2 separate regions of the Homo sapiens genome follow, and region 1 is linked to region 2. A link is an interaction called in ENCODE POLR2A ChIA-PET data of the cell type or tissue named here. Cell type or tissue: OCI-LY7. All regions are shown on one strand. Links, peaks and the distances in the headings refer to the core of each region. The heading gives the core; the rest is flanking DNA. Region 1 has its middle 5.7 kb from the start of LAX1. Region 2 overlaps ZBED6 (zinc finger BED-type containing 6).

Region 1 (9,892 bases), core at 4,384-6,883, 58 kb before region 2:
TCACTCTTCTCAAGGGTCTCGGGTAGAGAGGGGACAGGGAGCAGAGAAATGTTTCTGTACTTTTCTAAATCTTTCTTTCCTAACCCCGGTCTCTCACAACTTTAACTTCAAAAGGAGGCATTTGCTGCCTTTGTTTTCTGTTTCAGACTTGTCTGGACTGGAGAGGCCTCCAGGATATATGCAAATACATGAGGAAGGGTGGGTGGGGGTTGCCACCATTAAGGCTTCCTGTGTCTTCTTCGTATCATAGTTGTCCCAGCCCTCAAACCAAAAACAAAGTCTGATTAGGATTGTCTTTCACACAGGACAGTTTTGGCATTTTTTTTTTTTTCAAGACTGCGTCTTGCTCTGTTGCCCAGGCTGGAGTGCAATGGCATGATCTCAGCTCACTGCAACCTCCGCCTCCCAGGTTCAAGCAATTCTCCTGCCTCAGCCTCCCAAGTAGCTGGGACTACAGGCACACACCACCATGCCCAGCTAATTTTTATATTTGTAGTGGAGACAGAGTTTCACCATGTTGGCCAGGCTAGTCGCCAGCTCCTGACCTTGTGATCCACCTGCCTCGGCCTCCCACAGTGCTGGGATTACAGGTATGAGCCACCATGCCCGGCCCAATTTTGGCATTTGGAAGCACAGAAATGCTGGGTGTGGTGGTTCATGCCTGTAATCCCAGCACTTTAGGAGGCCAAGGCAGGCGGGTCACGAGGTCAGGAGATCAAGACTATCCTGTCTAACAGCGTAAAACCCCCGTCTCTACTAAAAATGCAAAAATTAGCCGGGCATGGTGGCGCATGCCTGTAATCCCAGTTACTTGGGAGGCTGAGGCAGGAGAATCACTTGAACCTGGGAAGAGGAGGTTGCAGTGAGCTGAGATTGTGCCATTGCACTCCAGCTTGGGCAACAAGAGCGAAACTCCGTCTCAAAAAAAAAAAAAAAGGAAGCACAGAAATACAAAAGCTACTGGGTTTTTTTGTTTTTTGAGGCAGGGTCTTGCTTTGTTGCCCAGGCTGGTCTTGAACTCAGGCTCAAAGTGATCCTCCCACCTCGACCTCCCAAAGTGCTGGGATTACAGGAGTGAACCACCATGCCCGGCCGCAAAAGCTACTGTTAACACTTTGGTAGGGCAAAGGAGACCCAACACAGGGCGCAGGTTACCCTTCCTATGAGAATAGAGAGGACAGTCTTTTTTCTTTGGCTAAGGAGAGCACAGCAGGAAAAAACATTAGCTGCTGATTTTTTCCTCCATGGCCCATCCTATTGTTACTGGAAAGGGGTCCCAATCCTGACCCCAGAAGAGGGTTCTTGGATCTTGCACAAGAAATAATTTGGGGTGAGTCCATAAAGTGAAAGCAAGTTTACTAAGAAAGTAAAGGAATAAAGAATGGCTACTCCATAGGCAGAGCAGCCTCCAAGGGCTGCTGGTTGGCTACTTTTTAATGATTATTTCTTGATTATGTGCTAAACAAGGTGTAGATTATTCATAAGTTTTCTGGCAAAGGGGTGGCCAATCCCCAGAACTTAGGGTTCCTCTCCTTTTTAAACCATATAGGGTCTGATGTTGCCATGGCATTTGTAAACTCTCACGGCACTTGTGGGAGAGTCTTTTAGCATGCTTATGAATTATAATTAGTGTATAATAAACAGTGAGAATTACCAGAAGTTGCCACCTTGGTTTAGGGCTTTTTTACCACATGCGGTTTGTGTTTTTTTTGTTGTTGTTGTTTGGTTGGTTGTTTTGTTTTTGTTTTTGTTTTTGTTTTTGACGGAGTCTTGTAGTCTTGCTCTGTCACCAGGCTGGAGTGCAGTGGCACGATCTCAGGTCACTGCAACCTCTGCCTCCTGGGTTCAAGTGATTCTCCTGCCTCAGCCTCCCGAGTAGCTGGGACTACAGGCATGCACCATCACGCCCAGCTAATTTTTTTGTATTTTTAGTAGAGACAGGCTTTCACTGTGTTAGCCAGGATGATCTCGATCTCCTGACCTCATGATCTGCCCACCTCAGCCTCCCAAAGTGCTGGGATTACATGTGTGAGTCACTGCGCCCGGCTACATGCTGTTTTATCAGCAAGGCCTTTGTGACCTGTATCTTGTGCCGACCTCCTATCTCATCCTGTGACTAATAATGCCTTAACCTCCTAAAAATGCAGCCCAGTAGGTCTCAGACTTATTTTACCCCTCCCCTATTCAAGATGCAGTCACTGTGGTTCGAACACCTCTGACACCGTCACACATTTATGTCCCAAATTCACAGCAGCAAGGAGCACCTAAGAGACCTTTTCAGATGGCCCAATTAACTCCTGTGGTCAGGCACTGTGCTAAATGCCAGATATGCAATAAATAAAACATAGCCCCTGCCCTCAGGTTCTCAAAGTCTACTTGGGGAGACAAACATTTAAACAAATAACTCCAGCGACTTGAGAGATGCTCTCACAAAGATGCATGCACAGTGTGATGGGGGCACAGAAGAGGAAACCCAGGTCTCAGAAGGGAAAGGCTCACAGAGGTGGTGGTACTTGGGGCACATTTTTTAAAATAATAATTTTGGTTTATTTTTGTTGTTGTTTCAGAGACAGAGTCTTGCTCTGTCACCCAGGCTGGAGTGCAGTGGTGCAATCATAGCTAATCATAGCTCACTACAGCCTCAAATTCCTGGGTTTGAACAAACCTCTTGCCTCAGCCTCCCCAGTAGCTGAGACTACAGGTGTTTGCCACCATGCCTGGCTAAATTTTACAAAAAAATTTTTAGGCCAGGCACGGTGGCTCACACCTGTAATCCCAGCACTTTGGAAGGCCGAGGTGGGCGGATCACAAGGTCAGGAGTTCGAGACCAGCCTGGCCAACATAGTGAAACCCCATCTCTACTAAAAATACAAAAAAAAATTAGCTGGGCATGATGGTGTGCGCCTGTAATCCTAGCTACTCAGGAGGCTGAAGCAGGAGAATCACTTGAACCTGGGAGGCAGAAGTTGCAGTGAGCCGAGATTGTGCCACTGCACTCCAGCCTGGGGGTCACAGCAAGACTCCATCTCAAAAAATAAGAAAAAATTTTTTTAGAGCAGAGGTCTTACCATGTTGCCCAGGTGCAATAGATAGTTTTTTTCTATAAAAATGACACTCAGCTGGGCGCGGTGGCTCATGCCTGTAATCCCAGCACTTTGGGAGGTGGAGGTGGGCGGATCACCTGAGGTCGGGAGTTCGAGACCAGACCGACCAACATGGAGAAACCCTGTCTCTACTAAAAATACAAAATTAGCCGGGCGTGGTGGCCCATGCCTGTAATCCCAGCTACACGGGAGACTGAGGGAGGAGAATCGCTTTAACCCAGGAGGCAGAGGTTGCGGTGAGCGGAGATCGCGCCATTGCACTTCAGCTTGGGCAGCCAGAGGGAAACTCCGTCTCAAAAAACAAAAAAGCACTCAATCTTTGTAAAAGTTCAAGCAGTTAAGAGTCCAAAGAAGAAAGTAACAAAACACCTCAGCCCCATAACTGAGAAAGAGCCAGTATAAAGTTTTAAAGTGTGACTTTACTGGAATTTTACATGAGAAAAAGAAGCTGCTGTTAAAATGAAGGAACTTAGGCCCAGCGCAGTGGCTCACACCTGTAATCTCAACGCTTTGGAAGGCCAATGCGAGCAGATCACTTGAATTCAGGAGTTTGAGACCAGCCTGGCCAAGATAGTGAAACCCCATCTCTACTAAAATAGACAAAAAAATAGCCAGGTGTGGTGGCACACACCTGCAATCCCAGCTACTTGGGAGGCTCAGGCATGAGAATTGCTTTAACCCTGGAGGCAGAGGTTGCAGTGAGCCGAGATCATGCCACTGCACTCCAGCCTGTGTGACAGAGTGAGACTCTGTCTCAAAATAAATTAACGGGCCGGGCGTGGTGGCTCACGCCTGTAATCCCAGCACTTTGGGAGGCCGAGGCAGGTGGAACACCTGTGGTCAGGAGTTTAAGATCAGCCTGACCAACATGGAGAAACCCTGTCTCTACTAAAAATACATAAATTAGCCAGGCATGGTGGCACACGCCTGTAATCCCAGCTACTCGGGAGGCTGAGGCAGGAGAATCACTTGAACCTGGGCGGAAGTTGCAGTGAGCTGAGATAGCGCCATTGCACTCCAGCCTGGGCAACAAGAGAGAAACTCCATCTCAAAAAAAAGAAAAATTAACTAAATTAAATTAAGGAACTCAGTGGGGTGTGGTGGCTCATGCCTGTAACCCCAGCACTTGGGAGGCTGAAGCTATCAGAGGCATGTGAACCAGGGCAACTTCATCTTGAATAGGGGCTGGGTAAAATGAGGCTGAGACCTATTGAGCTGCATTCCAAGTCAGTTAAGACATTCTAAGTCACAGGATGAGATAGGAGGTCAGCACCAGATACACGTCATAAAGATCTTGCTGATAAAACAGGCTGCAGTAAAGAAGCCGGCCAAAACCCACCAAAACCAAGATGGTGACAAGAGTAACCTCTGGTCATCCTCACTGCTGTACTCCCACCAGTGCCATGACAGTTTAACAATGTCATGGCAATGTCAGGAAGTCATCCTGTAAGGTCTAAAAGGGGAGGCATGAATAATCCACCCCTTGTTTAGCATATAATCAAGAAATAACTATAAAAATGGGCAACCAGTAGCCCTCAGGGCTGCTCCATCTATGGAGCAGCCATTGTTTATTCCTTTACTTTCACTTTACTCTATGGACTCACCCTGAATACTTTTTTTTCTTTCTTTTTTTTTTTTTTTTTCTTGAAACAGAGTTTTGCTCTTGTTGCCCAGGCTGGAGTGCAGTGGTGCAATATTGGCTCACTGCAGCCTCCATCTCCCTGGTTCAAGTGATTCTCCTGCCTCAGCCTCCCGAGTAGCAGGAATTACAGGCACGCACCATTACACCCAGCTTTGTATTTTTGGTAGAGATGAGGTTTTACCATGTTGGCCAGGGTGGTCTGGAACTCCTGACCTCAAATGATCTGCCCACCTCGGCCTCCCAAAGGGCTGGGATTATAGGCGTGAGCCACCGTGCCAGGCCTGTCCTGAATACTTTCTTGTGCGAGATCCAAGAACCCTCTCTTGGGGTCTGAATCAGGGCTCCTTTCCAATAACAAAGTGGGTGGATTGCTTGAGCCCAGGAGTTCGAGACTAGCCTGGGCAACATGACGAAACCTTGTCTCTGCAAAAAAATACAAAAATTAGCCAAGCATGATGGTGCACGCCTGTAGTCCTAGGTATTCAGGAGGCTCAGGTGACTGCTCCACTGCACTCCAGCCTGGGTGACACAGTGAGACTCTGGAAAAAAAAAAAGAGAGAGAGAAATAAAGAAAGAAAAGAAAGAAAGAAAGAAGAAATAAAACAGAAGGAACTCGCATAAAGGCCCAGAATACAAAAGTGACAATGAACTGGGTCTGCTTGGAATGCAGTGTGCAGCTGCAAGACGGCAGCACGCCTGACTGGCCACTTTGCAGTAAGGACTGTCTGTTTTAGGTACAAATCCAATGCCTAGTGCAATGCCGTGGGAGATGTCCCATCAATATGTATTTAAAGCATAAAGTAATACCTGGGAGGCAGGCAAGTAAGCATCAAGAAAAGAGAAAGGCTAAAGGGGGCCATTAAGAATAAAGAAATGAGTTAGTGTCATAATAGCATAATAGCAGCCCCATTTAATGAGCTCTTAAATACGCCTAGTCCTAAACCAAGCATTTTTCATTGTTGGCCCAATTAATTCTCACAACATTACATAAGTAGTAGTATTATTGTCATTTTACAGCCAAGGAAACACCCAAAAAGATTAGATGAACTGCTAAGGTCAGCCAGGTAGTAATTTAGAACTTGAACTCAGGTTGATGTTTTGAACATGTGCTTTCTGCCTTCACAAAGAGAACTTCTGGAAAGTTTCTGGTGTTAGCAACATCATGAAAATAACACATAGTTCCCCCATCCCCACCAAGGGACTTTGTGGACTTAGATACATAAATTATTTCTATTTAAAACCAATCTTAAGCCAAGTGCTGTGGCTCATACCTGTAATCCCAGCACTTTGGGAAGCCTAGGCAGCTGGACCACTTGAGCTCAGGAGTTGAAGACTAGCCTGGCCAACAAGGCAAAACCCCGTCTCTACAAAAAATACAAAAATCAGCCAGGCATGGTGGCATGTGCCTGTAATCCCAGCTACTTAGGAGACTGAAGAAGGAGAATCACTTGAATCCAGAAAGTGGAGTTTGCAGTGAGCCTAGATCATGCCACTGCATTCCAGCCTGGGCGACACAATGAGACTCTGCCTCAAATAAATAAATAAATAAAACCAGTTTAGGGCCAGGGGCGGTGGCTCACACCTGTAATCCCAGCACTTTGGGAGGCTGAGGCAGGCGGATCACCTGAGGTTGGGAGTTTGAGACCAGCCTGGCAAACATGGTGAAACTCCATCTCTACTAAACATACAAAATTAGCGGGTGTGGTGGCGCATGACTGTAATCCCAGCTACTCGGGAGGCTGAGGCAGGAGAATCACTTGAATCTGGGAGGCGGAGGTTGCAGTGAGTCAAGATCGTGCCATTGCATTCCAGCCTGAGTGACAGAGCAAGACTCCGTCTCAAAAAAAAAAAAAACAAAAAAACACAAAAATAACAGTCTAGGCCAGGTGTGGTGGCTCATGCCTGTAATCCCAGCAAGTTGGGAGGCTGAGGCAGGCAGATCACAAGGTCAGGGGTTCGAGACCAGCCTGGCCAACATGGCAAAACCCCATCTCTACTAAAAACACATAAATTAGCTGGGCGTGGTGGCGAGCGCTTGTAATCCTAGCTACTCAGGAGGCTGAGGCAGGATAATCACTTGAACCCGGGAGGCAGAGGTTGCAGTGAGCCGAGATCATGCCATTGCACTCAAGCCTGAGCGACGAGCAAGACTCCATCTCAAAAAATAAATAAATAGGCTGGACCTGGTAGCTCACACCTGTAATCCCAACACTTTGGGAGGCCAAAGCAGGTGGATCACAAGGTCAGGAGTTGGAGACCAGCCTGGCCAATATGGTAAAACCCCGTCTTTTCTAAAAAAAAAAAAAAATACAAAAATTAGCCGAGCATGGTGGCGCACACCTGTAGTCCCAGCTACTCGGGAGGCTGAGGCAGAAGAATCGCTTGAACCCAGGAGGCAGAGGTTACAGTGAGCTGAGATCATGCCACTGCACTCCAGCCTGGGCGAAAGAGCGAGACACCTTCTCAAAAATAAATAAATAAATAAATGTTTGTTTGTTTGTTTGTTTGTTTTTGAGGGGAGTTTTGCTCGTTGCTCAGGCTAGAGTGCAATGGTGCGACCTCGGCTCACTGCAACCTCTGCCTCCCGGGTTCAAGCAATTCTGCTTCAGCCTCCTGAATAGCTGGGATTACAGTCAGGCACAACCACGCCTGGCTAATTTTTTGTATTTTTAGTAGAGATGGAGTTTCTCCATGTTAGTCAGGCTGGTCTCAAACTTCTGACCTCAAGTGATTCAGCCACCTCGGCCTTCCAACTTGCCGGGATTACAGGCGTGAGCCACTGCACCTGGCCAAAAAACAGTCTTAATACTTTAGAATCCTGTCAGAGGCGTATGAACCAGAGCAACTCCATCTCGAATAGGGGCTGGGTAAAATGAGGCTGAGACCTATTGGGCTGCATTCCCAGACAGTTAAGGCATTCTAAGTCACAGAATGAGATAGGAGGTTGGCACAAGATATAGGACATAAAGACCTTGCTGATAAAACAGGCTGTAGTAAAGAAGCCGGCTAACACCCACCAAAACCAACATGGCCATGAGAATGTCCTCTGGTCATCCTCACTGCCACACTCCCATCAGCACCATGACCGTTTACAAATGCCATGGAACAACAGGAAGTTAGTCTATATGGTCTAAAAAGGGGAGGCATGAATAATCCAGCCCGTGTTTAGCATATCATCAAGAAATAACCATAAAAATGGGCAACCAGTAGCCCTTGAGGCTGCTCTGTCCGTGAAGCAGCCATTCTTTTATTCCTTTACTTTCCTAATAAAGTTGCTTTCACTTTACTCTATGGACTCGCCCTGAATACTTCCTTGGGCAAGATCCAAGAACCCTCTCTTGGGGTCTGCATCAGGACCCCTTCCCTGTAACACCTTTCTGGCAACCACTGAAGGGACTATAGTGCAGAAACCCCCAACCCAAAGGCTAACTCTGGGTAAGTGTTGGGGTCTGGTAACAATCATATGTAACATCCGACCCCAAAAAATCATGAAAAGTGGTTAAAACACTAGAGCAGGCTGGGTGCAGTGGCTCACACCTATAATCGCAGAATTTTGGGAGGCCAGGGTGGGCAGATCACTTGAGCCCAGGAGTTTGGACCAGCCTGGCTAACATGCTGAAACCTCATTTCTACTAAAAATACAAAAATTAGCCATGTGTGGTGGCGTGTACCTGTAGTCCCAGCTACTTGGGAGACTGAGGCAGGAGAATGGCTTGAGCCTGGGAGGCATAGGTTGTAGTGAGCAAGAGCATGCCACTGCACTTCAGCCTGGGCAACAGGAGTGAAACCCTGTCTCAGAAAAAAACAACATCAACAACACGAGAGCAATCGGATTTAAAACATACACTCCTTGGCCAGGTGCGGTGGCTCATGCTGTAATCCCAGCACTTTGGGAGGCCAAGGCGGGCGGATCACCTGAGGTCAGTAGTTGGAGACCAGCCTGACCAACATGGAGAAACCCCGTCTCTACTAAAAATACAAAATTAGCTGGGTGTGGCGGTGCATGCCTGTAATGCCAGCTACTCGGGAGGCTGAGACAGGAGAATTGCTTGAACCCGGGAGGCGGAGGTTTCGGTGAGCCAAGATCATGCCATTGCACTCCAGCCTGGGCAACAAGAGCAAAACTCTATCTCAAAAAAACAACAACAACAACAAAATACACCCCATTTCCCAGGAACGAGTGTTTTTTGTTGTTGCTGTTGTTTTTTCCCCGCTATTATGATGAATCATTTCAGCTACCTACTTTTTGTTTTAGTTTGTCAGTTTGATTGGATTTTGCCCCATGGGGAAGGAAAGGAGAGCAGGATGAGGGGCACAGCCAAGGCCTGGAATCCTGGCACTCACCTGCAGTCTGAGGCAGGTAACTTGGGCAGCTGCCTCTGAGGTGGTGATTTCCCTGAGATGTGGGGGCAGGAGAGAATTGGACAACCAGAGGGAAGATTGGTCTAACTGCAGCAGATTGGGTAGATAAGATAAGTGAGGCCCTGAAATGATCACATGCAATGGAAAAGTTCTTTAAAAAAAAAAAAAATTTTTTTTTTTTAATTAGCAGTCATGGTTCTGAGGTTTGGTTCCATGTGCCCTTTCCGTGTACTGCCTTCCGAGGTCCTGATTCTCACAGTCCCTTATTGGTTCCAATGGCCCAGGACCCCAGTCCTTGCCACCAGCATGATGGATCTTGTGAGTAGTCCTAGTTCCTACTCAGACCTGATCCAAAGGAGAAGTGGGCAGAGACCCAGGTTCCAGCTCCAGCACCAGCTGCCTCTGAGCCATTTCTGCTTCCTACCAGGTGAAGCTCCTGGGAGGGAAGGGGCCCAGGACCTGGAATGATAAAGCTCCCTGGAAAGCCAGCCATGGCCAGTCTGCAGCCCCTGGGGACTCTGTGAGAGTCTGGATGCAGACAGGCCAGGGGCTGCCACCTCAGGAAAGCTGAGGACCTCAATGTCCACTGGGAAGAGATGGGAGGGAGGCATGGTTCTAGGAGGGTACTGCTGGTCTGCCCTTCCATTCATCTGGGAATCCATTTCCTTGTGGAAAGTGCAATCAGAGAGGTTCTTCACATCCTTACAACAGTCTTAGTGGCCCCTTCTCTTTGGACTCTCCCAAGATGCAAAGAGTGTTTCCGGAGATTAGTAGGCTCAAGAAG
Region 2 (9,892 bases), core at 4,018-6,517:
TTCACAGAGCAGACCTTTTTAATTTTAATGAACTCCAATTTAATGTTTTTTTGTTTTTTGTTTTTTGTTTTTTTTTGGATGGAGTTTTGCTCTTGTTGCCTAGGCTGGAGTGCAGTGGTGTGATCTCAGCTCACTGCAACCTCCGCCTCCCAGGTTCAAGCAATTCTCTTGCCTCAGCCTCCTCAGTAGCTGGGATCACAGGCATTCACCACCATGCCTGGCTAAATTTTAATGGTTTTTATTGAAAACCAATTTATTGGTTTTCTTTTGTATTTAAGTTGTTATCCATGTTATTTTTTGTGAAAAGTATAAAGTCTGTGTCTAAAATTATTTTTTTATATGTGGATATCCATTTGTTCCAGTAACATATGTTGAAAAGACTATCCTTTTCCCCTTTGTCAAAGGTCATTTGACTATGCTTGTTATCTGTATTAGTTCCTAGGACTTCCATAACAAAGTATCACAAACTGGGTAGCTACAGAAGTTTGTTGTCTCACAATTCTGAAGGTGAGATGTCTAAAATGTTTTCAGCAGGGCCATTCTCCCTCTGAAGCCTGTAGAGGAATGATCCTTACCCATTCTGGCTTCTGGTGTTTGTTGGCAATCCTTGGCATTCCTTGGTTTGTAGATGCATCACTCCAGCCACATGGTCATCTTCTCCTTGTGTGTCTTCTCATCACATTCCCTCTGTACATGTCTGTCTCTTTCATTTTAAGCTGGCAACATTTTTTGCTAAGATGGTTGCCTGAATCTAGTCACACACCTAATCTCCAACAAACTGTTGCCCACCCATACCCTTTTCTCTACAGAGCATACATTCTTGTTTTTTTTTTTTGCAATATGGATAGAGTGAGAATTTTCTAAATTTTCAAGTTCAGATTCTTTATTCCTTTTTGCTTCATAGTTCTTGCCTCAATATGTCTCTCTCCTTGCATTTCACTGTAAGCAGCAGGAAAAGCCCAGGCTGTTCCTTCCACACTTTGCTTAGAAATCTCCTCAGCTAAAACCCAAGTTCATTGCTTCCAGGTTCTGCCTTCTGCCCAACACAACCCAATTCTAAGTTCTCTGCCACTTTTTAACAGGAATAACCTTTCCGGCCAGGCGCTGGCTCACACCTGTAATCCCAGCACTTTGGGAGGCTGAGGTGGGAGGATCATCTGAGGTCAGAAGTTCAAGACCAGCCTGGCCAACATGGCGAAACCCTGTCTCTACTAAAAATACAAAAATTAGCCATATGTGGTGGTGCAAGCCTGTAATTCCAGCTACTTGGGAGACTGAGGCGGGAGAATTGCTTGAACCTGGGAGGCAGAGGTTGCAGTGAGCCAAGATGGCACCATTGCATTCCAGCCTGGGTGACAGAGCAAGACTCCATCTCAAAGAAAAAAAAAAGAATAACCTTTCCTCCAGTTTCCAATAACACGATCCTAATTTCTGACTGAAACCTCACCATAAGTACCTTAAGTACCTTTAACGTTCATATGCTTTAGCAGCAGTTTCTTCTAGGCCTTTTCTATCAAGTACCTCAAAAGTCTTCCAGCCTCCACCTATGACCCAATAACAAAGCTGCTTACATATTTTTAGATTTTTTTGTTTTTGGTTTTTTACAGCAGCATTCACTTTCTGGTATGAAACTCTAATGGCTGTATATTGTCACATTACATGAATATACCGTAATTTTTTTAAATCATTTGTTTATTTTTGAGATAGAGTCTCACTCTGTTGTCCAGGATGGAGTGCAGTGCATGATCTCGGCTCACTGCAACCTCCACCTCCCGGGTTCAAGAAGTTTCCCTACCTTAGGCTCCTGAGTAGCTGGGACTACAGGTGTGTGCCACCACACCTGGGTAATTTTTGTATTTTTAGTAGAGATGGGGTTTCGCCATGTTGTCCAGGCTGTTCTCAAACTCCTGACCTCAAGTGATCCACCAGCTTCCACCTCCCAAAGTGCTGGGATTACAGGCATGAGCCACCGTGCCTGGCCATATATCATAATTTTTAAAAATAGTCTCCAGTTTTTGAACAGTTAGGTTTCTAGATGTTATTTCATTATTTTCTTCCTTTTCTTTTCTTTTTTTTTTTTTTTTGAGACAGTGTCTCGCTCTGTTGCCCAAGCTGGAGTGCAGTGGCGCAATGTCAGCTCACTGCAACCTCTGCCTCCTGGGTTCAAGTGATTCTTGTGCCTCAGCTCCCCCGTGTAGCTGGGATCACAGGAGTGTGCCACCACACCCAGCTTTTTTTTTTTTTTTTTTTTTAAGAGATGGGGTTTTGCCATGTTGTCCAGGCTGGTCTCGAACTCCTGGACTCAAGCGATCTGCCCACCTTGGCCTCCCAGAGTGCTGGGATTATAGGTATGAGCCACTGCACCCGGCCTATTTCATTATTAAAACAAGATTGTGATAACATTTATTGTGCATTGTTACCTTTAATACTTTTACATATTATAATACATTCTAGAAATGGAATTGTCGAAGGGTATGTAAACTTTAAACATTTGGGTACATGTTTAGTACCCATGTTCAGTGTCAGACTCTTAATCCAGGTTGTTAACATCAAGGTGACTTTTCATCATGGCATACCATTCTTGCATTAGGAATTATTAGTGGGAGATATGACTGAATTTGATTTAATTGATTTCAAGTTGTAGATCACTATTTCTGAAACCTGATCTTCTGGTATGTACGTTTGTGGAAACCCTTTCCATATTCTCGTATGTGCTTTTGTTATATGCTTTTGTAGAAGCTTGCTTGGACGTTTTAGTGTGGAGATCAGGGTATGCCATGGACTAGGGGAGAAAATATTTGTTGTTTTGTGGAATCACTATTATGGAAAGCCCCAAAGACTACTTTTGCGTCTTGTTTGTAATTGGTGTACACCTCTAGTCGTCTTCATTAACGTAAGCTAGATCGATAGACCTTTTCAGAAGTAATTGTTTTCATCAGTTATTCTAGCTAAACAGGGTTTTCTCACCTAGTTATGATTATATACTTTTGGAATAAAAATGCTTGTGAAAATATTTGAAGTTTTTCATTTAGATGAAACATTCTACTTTATCATATTTTGTTAGCAAGTATTTTGTGTTAGTAACCTAAGTCCCATTAATAATCTAAAATGTATGTAGTCTTTTGAGACTTTCAAATTAGTAGGCAAAAATACATATATACATACATATATACATATATGTATAATGTAGATCAGGCTGGGCGGGATGGCTCACACCTATAATCCCAGCATTTTGGGAGGCCAAGTGAGGAGGATTGCTTGAGGCAGGAGTTCAAGACCAGACTGAACAACATAGCAAGATCCTGTCTTTACAAAAATTTTTTTTAAAAAATTAGCTGGGTATAGTGGTATGTGCCTGTAGTCCTGGATACTTGGGGGAGGCTGAGGTGGGAGAATCCCTTGAGCCCAGGAGTTCAGTGTTGCTGTGAGCTGTGATCACATCATTGCACTCCAGCCTGGGCAACAGAGTGAGACACTGTCTCTAAAAAGAGTTAAAAATAAAATGTAGATCTTTAGTTAACAATGCTTATTTACAATGCTGTAACTGTGTAACAAGCATCACAGAGAATATAAAAGAAGGGCATGGCCTTTCTAGTCAAAATTTTACATTGTAGATGGGAATGTACAGTATTCGCAATCAGTGTGTTTACAAGGCTCTGTATAAGCAAGGTCGTATTAATAAAATTTGACTCTAGCAATACGATCTCATTAGCCATGGTGATTTGAAGGAGGAAGAATTTACCTGAAATATTTTAATTCATTGTCTCCTCATTTTAGGATTACAGTTTAAAGACAATTTCTGTGATCAAGTTGTCATTTGGAAGATTAAACCCATTTCACGAGGACTTGGAGCCTGGTCCTTGCTTTGAGGAAGCAGTGGCTTGTTTCAAGAAGCCACTTCTGATCTAAGAATCTACCCAGCATGCCTAATCAAGGAGAAGACTGCTATTTTTTTTTCTATTCCACATGTACCAAAGTAAGAATTGACATCTTTAAATCAGTTCTTTCTACAATTTGCTTAATAGAATTGGATAAGATTTTCCCAACATTTTAAGTTGTTTTTATTATATATATATTTTTTGCCCAACTTTATTATTGGCTGTCAGTTTTTTAAAGGATAATGTATTTAGGGTAATTCAGTGTTTTTTTCTTTTCATTTTATATATAACTAATTTTCCCATCTTGTACAAAAGTGAAAAGGCACGTGGCATGTAGTCATCATTCAGTGTTCAAAATTAATCTGTTCAGGGTGCCTTTGGAAATGGGGCCACTTTGACCTATGCCTTACTAACTTTGATTTTATATACTTCATATTAAATGAGTGAGTGAATAGTTAGTGAATTGTGTTGTACTTCCAGAAACTGTCATGGGTTGAATTTGACTTCTTTCTTCTCCCAGATTTCCTGCTGAGTACTAAGAATATAGAGTCATCATACTAAATATGCTTTTGCAGTTTTTTGGCTTAATCTTTGTCAAAACTTCTGTTTTTCTCCTTGATTCTTTTGCAGCTCTATTTACATATACCTATTGCTTTCTGTGATTTTATGACTAATTCTATAAACGTATATGTTAAAAAAATTTGTTCTTCAGTCATCTTGATTTTTTTTTTATTTTTATTTTTTGAGACGGAGTCTAGTTCTGTCACCCAGGCTGGAGTGCAGTGGTATGGTCTTGGCTTACTGTAACCTCCGCCTCCCAGGTTCAAGCCATTCTCCTGCCTCAGCCTCCCAAGTAGCTGGGATTTCTGGCGCCTGCCACCACACCCAGCTAACTGTATTTTTAGTACAGACAGGGTTTCACGTGTTGGCCAGGCTTGTCTTGAACTCCTGACCTTGTGATCTGCCCGCCTCGGCCTCCCAAAGTGCTGGGATTACAGGCGTGAGCCCCCACGCCCGGTGATATTATGTTTTAAATGATGAGTTTTGAGCAAAGCTGTGATAATTTTATCTTACCTATAGCAGTTTGCACAACAGTAGCGTTTTATTTCAGATATTACCGTTGCATAAAGTATGCAGTGGAGCACAGTTATATTGTATATATGTTAATTATATTTAAATTCTATTTACTTTCTGATTTTCCATCAAAAGCTAGAGTTACACAAGGCGAGATGTCAGTTTTGAAGATGAACTGTAAAATACATTTTTAAAGAGGACCTAACACTCCTACTTGTCTTTTTCAACTCTTTTTTTCAGCTTGTGTCACTCATGCCAGATCAAACGAAGGGTACTGTCAAGAAATAGGTTATAGGAAATAATTTGTTGCTCTCGGTTTGTTCCTGTCATTCCATGTCCATTGTTTTTTACCTTACCAGTCCTTTCTTACTCATTTGTGCTTGTCTAAATTCCAGGAGCTCTTGTTATGGATATTTTACCTAGGATGTATTTCAATGCTACAAATAGAGTGTTCTCTATTTGTTTACAGGGTGACAGCTGCCCATTCCGTCACTGTGAAGCTGCAATAGGAAATGAAACTGTTTGCACATTATGGCAAGAAGGGCGCTGTTTTCGACAGGTGTGCAGGTTTCGGCACATGGAGATTGATGTAAGTTTTTTATTTCCGTTATCATAATAAGTAGTCTGGAGACCTGGTGGGCCAATAAAAAATATAGGGACAAAAGTGACTTTTAAAAAATATATTAAGGCTGAGTGCAGTGGCTCATGCCTGTAGTTCCAGCACTTTGGGAGGCTGAGGCGGGTAGATCATGAGGTCAGGAGATTGAGACCATCCTAGCCAACGTGGTGAAACCCCATCTCTACTAAAAATACAAAAAATTAGCTCAGTGTGGTGGCATGTGCCTGTAATTCCAGCTACTCGGGAGGCTGAGGCAGGAAAATCGCTCGAACCAGGGAGTTGGAGGTTGCAGTGAGCTGAGATCGCACCACTGCACTCCAGCCTGGTGACAGAGCAACACTCCGTCTCAAAAAAAAAAATATATATATATACACACACACACACACACACACACACACACGTGTATATATACATATGTATATGTGTGTATATACACACACGTGTATATATGTGTGTGTATATATATACACAACTTTCCTCTATGCAATTTTTTTTTCTTTCTTTTTATTTTTTTTTTTTTGAAACGGAGTCTCACTCTGTCGCCCACGCTGGAGTGCAGTGGCGCAATCTCTGCTTACTGCAACCTCCACCTCCCAGGTTCAAGCGATTCTCCTGCCTCAGCCTCCTGAGTAGCTGGGATTACAGGCACCTGCCACCATGGCCTGCTAATTTTTGTATTTTTAGTAGAGACGGGGTTTTACCACGCAGGCCAGGCTGGGCTCGAACTCCTGACTTCAGGTGATTTACCCACTTTGGCCTCTGAAAGTGCTGGGATTACATGCGTGAGCCACCGTGCCCAGCTGACTCCAATTTTTTTTTTTTTTTTTTTTTTGAGACAGAGTTTTGCTCTTGTTGCCCAGGCTGGAGTGTAATAGCATGGGCTCAGCTTAGTGCAACCTCCACCTCCCTAGTTCAAGCGGTTCTCCTGCCTCAGCCTCCCGAGTAGCTAGAATTACAGGCATGCACTACCATGCCTGGCTAATTCTGTATTTTTAGTAGAGATGGGGTTTTGCCATGCTGGTCAGGCTGGTCTCGAACTCCTGATCTCTGGTGATCCACTTGCCTCGGCCTCCCAAAGTGCTGGGATTACAGGCATGAGCCACCGCGCCCAGCCGACTCCAGCAATTTTTTTAAAAAGATTAACATTGATATATTACCATCGTTTAATCCTTTGATCTCACTCAAATTTTGCCAGTTTTATTTTAATATCTTTTATTTTAGAAAGAGCAAGTCCAGGCTGGGCTCAGTGGCTCACGCCTGTAATCCCAGCACTTTACTAGGCTGAGGCGGGTGAATCATGAGATCAGGAGTTCGAGACCAGCCTGACCAACATGGTGAAAGCCCATCTCTACTAAAAATATAAAAATTAGTTGGGTGTGGTGGCACGCGTCTGTAATCCCAGCTATTCAGGAGGCTGAAGCAGGAGAATCGCTTGAACCTGGGAGGCGGAGGTTGCACTGAGCTGAGATTGCGCCACTCCATTCTGGCCTGGGTGACAGGGCGAGACTCCATCTCAAGAAAAAAAAAAAAAAAGCCCAAATTCAAGTGTTGCACATAGTTGTCACGACTAGTTTTGTCTCCTTCTGTTGAGAGCAGTTGCTCAGTCCTGCCTTGCGTTTCATTGCCCTTAACACTTATGGTAGCTATAGGGAAATTGTTTTTAAGAATGTTCTTCAATTTGGGTTTGTTTGTATTCCCCCTCATTACTAAATTAAGATTATATAGCTTTAGCAGGAATATCACAAATTATGTGTGTGTGTGTGTATATTTTGAGTTGAGACAGAGTCTCGCGCTGTTACCCAGGCTGGAGTGCAGTGGTGGGATCTCAGCTCACTGCGACCTCTGCCTCCTGAGTTCATGTGATTCTTGTGCCTCAACCTCTCGAGTAGCTGGGACAACGGGCATGCCTCACCACACCCGTCTAATTTTTTGTGTTTTTTAGTAGACACGAGGTTTCGCGATGTTGGCCAGGCTGGTCTCGAATTGTTGGCCTCAAGTTATTCACCTGCCTCAGCCTCCCAGAGTGCTGAGATTACAGGTGTGAGCCACGCCCGGCGAATGGTATTTTTGTTGCATATCATCCCGTGGCACACAGTTTTAATTTTCTCATTACTGGTGATGTTAACTTTGATCACTCAATTAAGATGGTATCTGCCAGATTGCTTCATTATAAAGGCTTTCTTTTTGTAATTAATAAATATTTTGTGGAGAGGTACTTTTAGACCCTTTACCCCGTTTCTCATCAGACTTCAACTTTTTCCCCGTTATTGATGTGAATTAATGCAAACTTGTGGTGATACGTTTGGCTCTGTATCCTCACCTGAATCTCACCTCTATCGTAATCCCCATGTGTTAAGGGAGGGACCTGATGGGAGGTGATTGGATCATGGGGGCGGTTTCCCCCACGCTATTCTCATGATAGTGAGTGCGTTCTCGTGAGATCTGATGGTTTAAAAGTGTGGGACTCCCTTTGCTCGCGCTCTCTTGCTGCCATGTAAGACTTGTTTGTGTCTTGCGTCCTGTTCACCTCCTGCCATAATTATAAGTTTCCTGAAGCCTCCCCAGCCATGCAGAACTGTGAGTTAGTTAAACCTTTTTTTTTTAAATAAATTTCCCAGTCTCAGATAGTTCTTTATAGCAATGTGAAAATGGACTAATACATGTGGTTTTCTATTTTAATCAGTGTGTCGTACTCTGTTACTATCATTACTTTTATGCTCCGATTGACCCAGATTTGGCAAGTAGGAGCCTTTCAAACTGATTTTTGTGTTCTTTTGATGTTTCCATCATTCTTTGAGCATCTCTGCTTTTTGGCCTGACAAGATTTTCCAGGCTCATCCTGTACTTTTCCTACTTCAGCCCTGTATTCGGCCATTTATCCAAGGTGCCCTGGTTTCTTTTAGTGAATAATGGTATATAGAAGTTAAGATTTGGGCTGCTCCTAGAGTGTCATCACTTTCAGGTCCTCTCAGTGGACAGAGCTGAGGAATATATAAATGTATACACTTAACAGACATTTACATCATTATGGTTTTTGGTTTTGTTTTTTTTTTTTTGAGACGGAGTCTTGCTCTATCACCCAGGCTGGAGTGCAGTGGCGCGATCTCCGCTCACTGCAAGCTCCGCCTCATTGGTTCACACCATTCTCCTGTTTCAGTCTCCCGAGTAGCTGGGATTACAGGTGCCCGCCACCACGCCCGGCTAATTTTTTGTACTTTTAGTAGAGATGGGGTTTCACCGTGTTAGCCAGGATGGTCTCGATCTGCTGACCTCGTGATCCGCCCGCCTTGGCCTCCCAAAGTCCTGGGATTACAGGTGTGAGCCACCGTGCCTGGCCCTATGTATTTAATAATAGATACATAGTATTACAAATTATGAGTTCATATAGATGCTTCCAGTTCATCAATGCCACAGGACTTAGTCTAGACTTCTCCTTTTCCATACCTGTAACTCTTCTCCAGAAGTGAGAAACTTGGTTTTCATTGTTCATAATACTTTTATTTATTTGATCAGTCTACTAGTATAAAAACCAATATTGTGTCACAGCTTTTTCCTTCCTCTCAGGCTCTGACATGACACACACAGCTTCTCCACAAGGACACCTTTCTCACCATGTTTCAACTCTAGTACTCTGTGCTAAGCCTCCCTGCTTGCTTTACCATAGGGACCTCTTTCTCACCCTGCTTGGACCCCAACATCCTACTTTTGACCCCCAACACGATCCCTATAATGGATACTGTTTTCACACCTTTGGGCTGTGATACTTTGTGCTGAGCGGCCCTCACATGTGAGATGCTGTCCTGACCCTGCGCACATACTCCAACTCTGTACCAGGTTCCCTTGGGAATACCCTGCCTTCCTAACCCCACTTGGTCTTTGATGCCATTCTAGACTGACCCTACATGAGTATATATTCTTCATCCTACATTGTGATCTCTTCTGCACAGAGACATTGCTAACCCTGCTCAGGCTCAACACTTGTCAGGGTACCCTTTCATGCACATGTCCTCTTAACCCTCCAACCCTCCGTGGGTTCCAACACCCTATGCCAGTTCCACATGGTCATGTGGATACCTTCCTATTCTCAGTCAGACTCCAATACCCTGCTCTGGGCCACCATGTCCTTCCCTTCTCCCATCTGAATGCCTGTCTCCCTCAACCCCATCTAATGACTTTGGACTGAATTGTTAGAGTGAGACTAAATATGCAGTTCATGTGCCTGGGGTCAGCTACTCCAGTCTGGTTTTGTATTTCTTGTCTCTTAACTACATTCTAAGCTACCTATCTTGCAAATAGCAGCAGATATCAAATAAATTGATAA

Evidence for each region. ChIA-PET counts read pairs that join two places held together with the same protein. Peaks named below come from ENCODE experiments on the same cell type or tissue, not always from the same donor. Only the 100,000 strongest peaks of a DNase experiment are listed, where the experiment ranks them.
Region 1: POLR2A ChIA-PET joins it to region 2 with 7 read pairs; 7 of 35 experiments call an interaction of 5 or more read pairs at or near these places.

The regions. Positions count from the first base shown.
Region 1 is chr1:203,754,581-203,764,472 of GRCh38, forward strand. No RefSeq gene overlaps it. Among named protein-coding and RNA genes, the nearest start is that of LAX1, 5.7 kb to the right of the region's middle. RefSeq lists an enhancer at 1-189. In OCI-LY7, for the core only: no CTCF peak of the experiment used is centred there; a DNase peak (open chromatin) is centred at 5,421; H3K4me3 peaks cover 977 bases; H3K27ac peaks cover 1,814 bases.
Region 2 is chr1:203,813,149-203,823,040 of GRCh38, forward strand. ZBED6 (zinc finger BED-type containing 6) reads left to right here. Exons shown (of 17, transcript NM_001395895.1): 2 at 3,778-3,976; 3 at 5,422-5,541. ZC3H11A (zinc finger CCCH-type containing 11A) reads left to right here. Exons shown (of 18, transcript NM_001376342.1): 3 at 3,778-3,976; 4 at 5,422-5,541. The coding sequence starts at 3,923. Among named protein-coding and RNA genes, the nearest start is that of ZC3H11A, 22 kb to the left of the region's middle. In OCI-LY7, for the core only: a CTCF peak has its summit at 5,546; a DNase peak (open chromatin) is centred at 5,493; H3K4me3 peaks cover 1,090 bases; H3K27ac peaks cover 2,500 bases.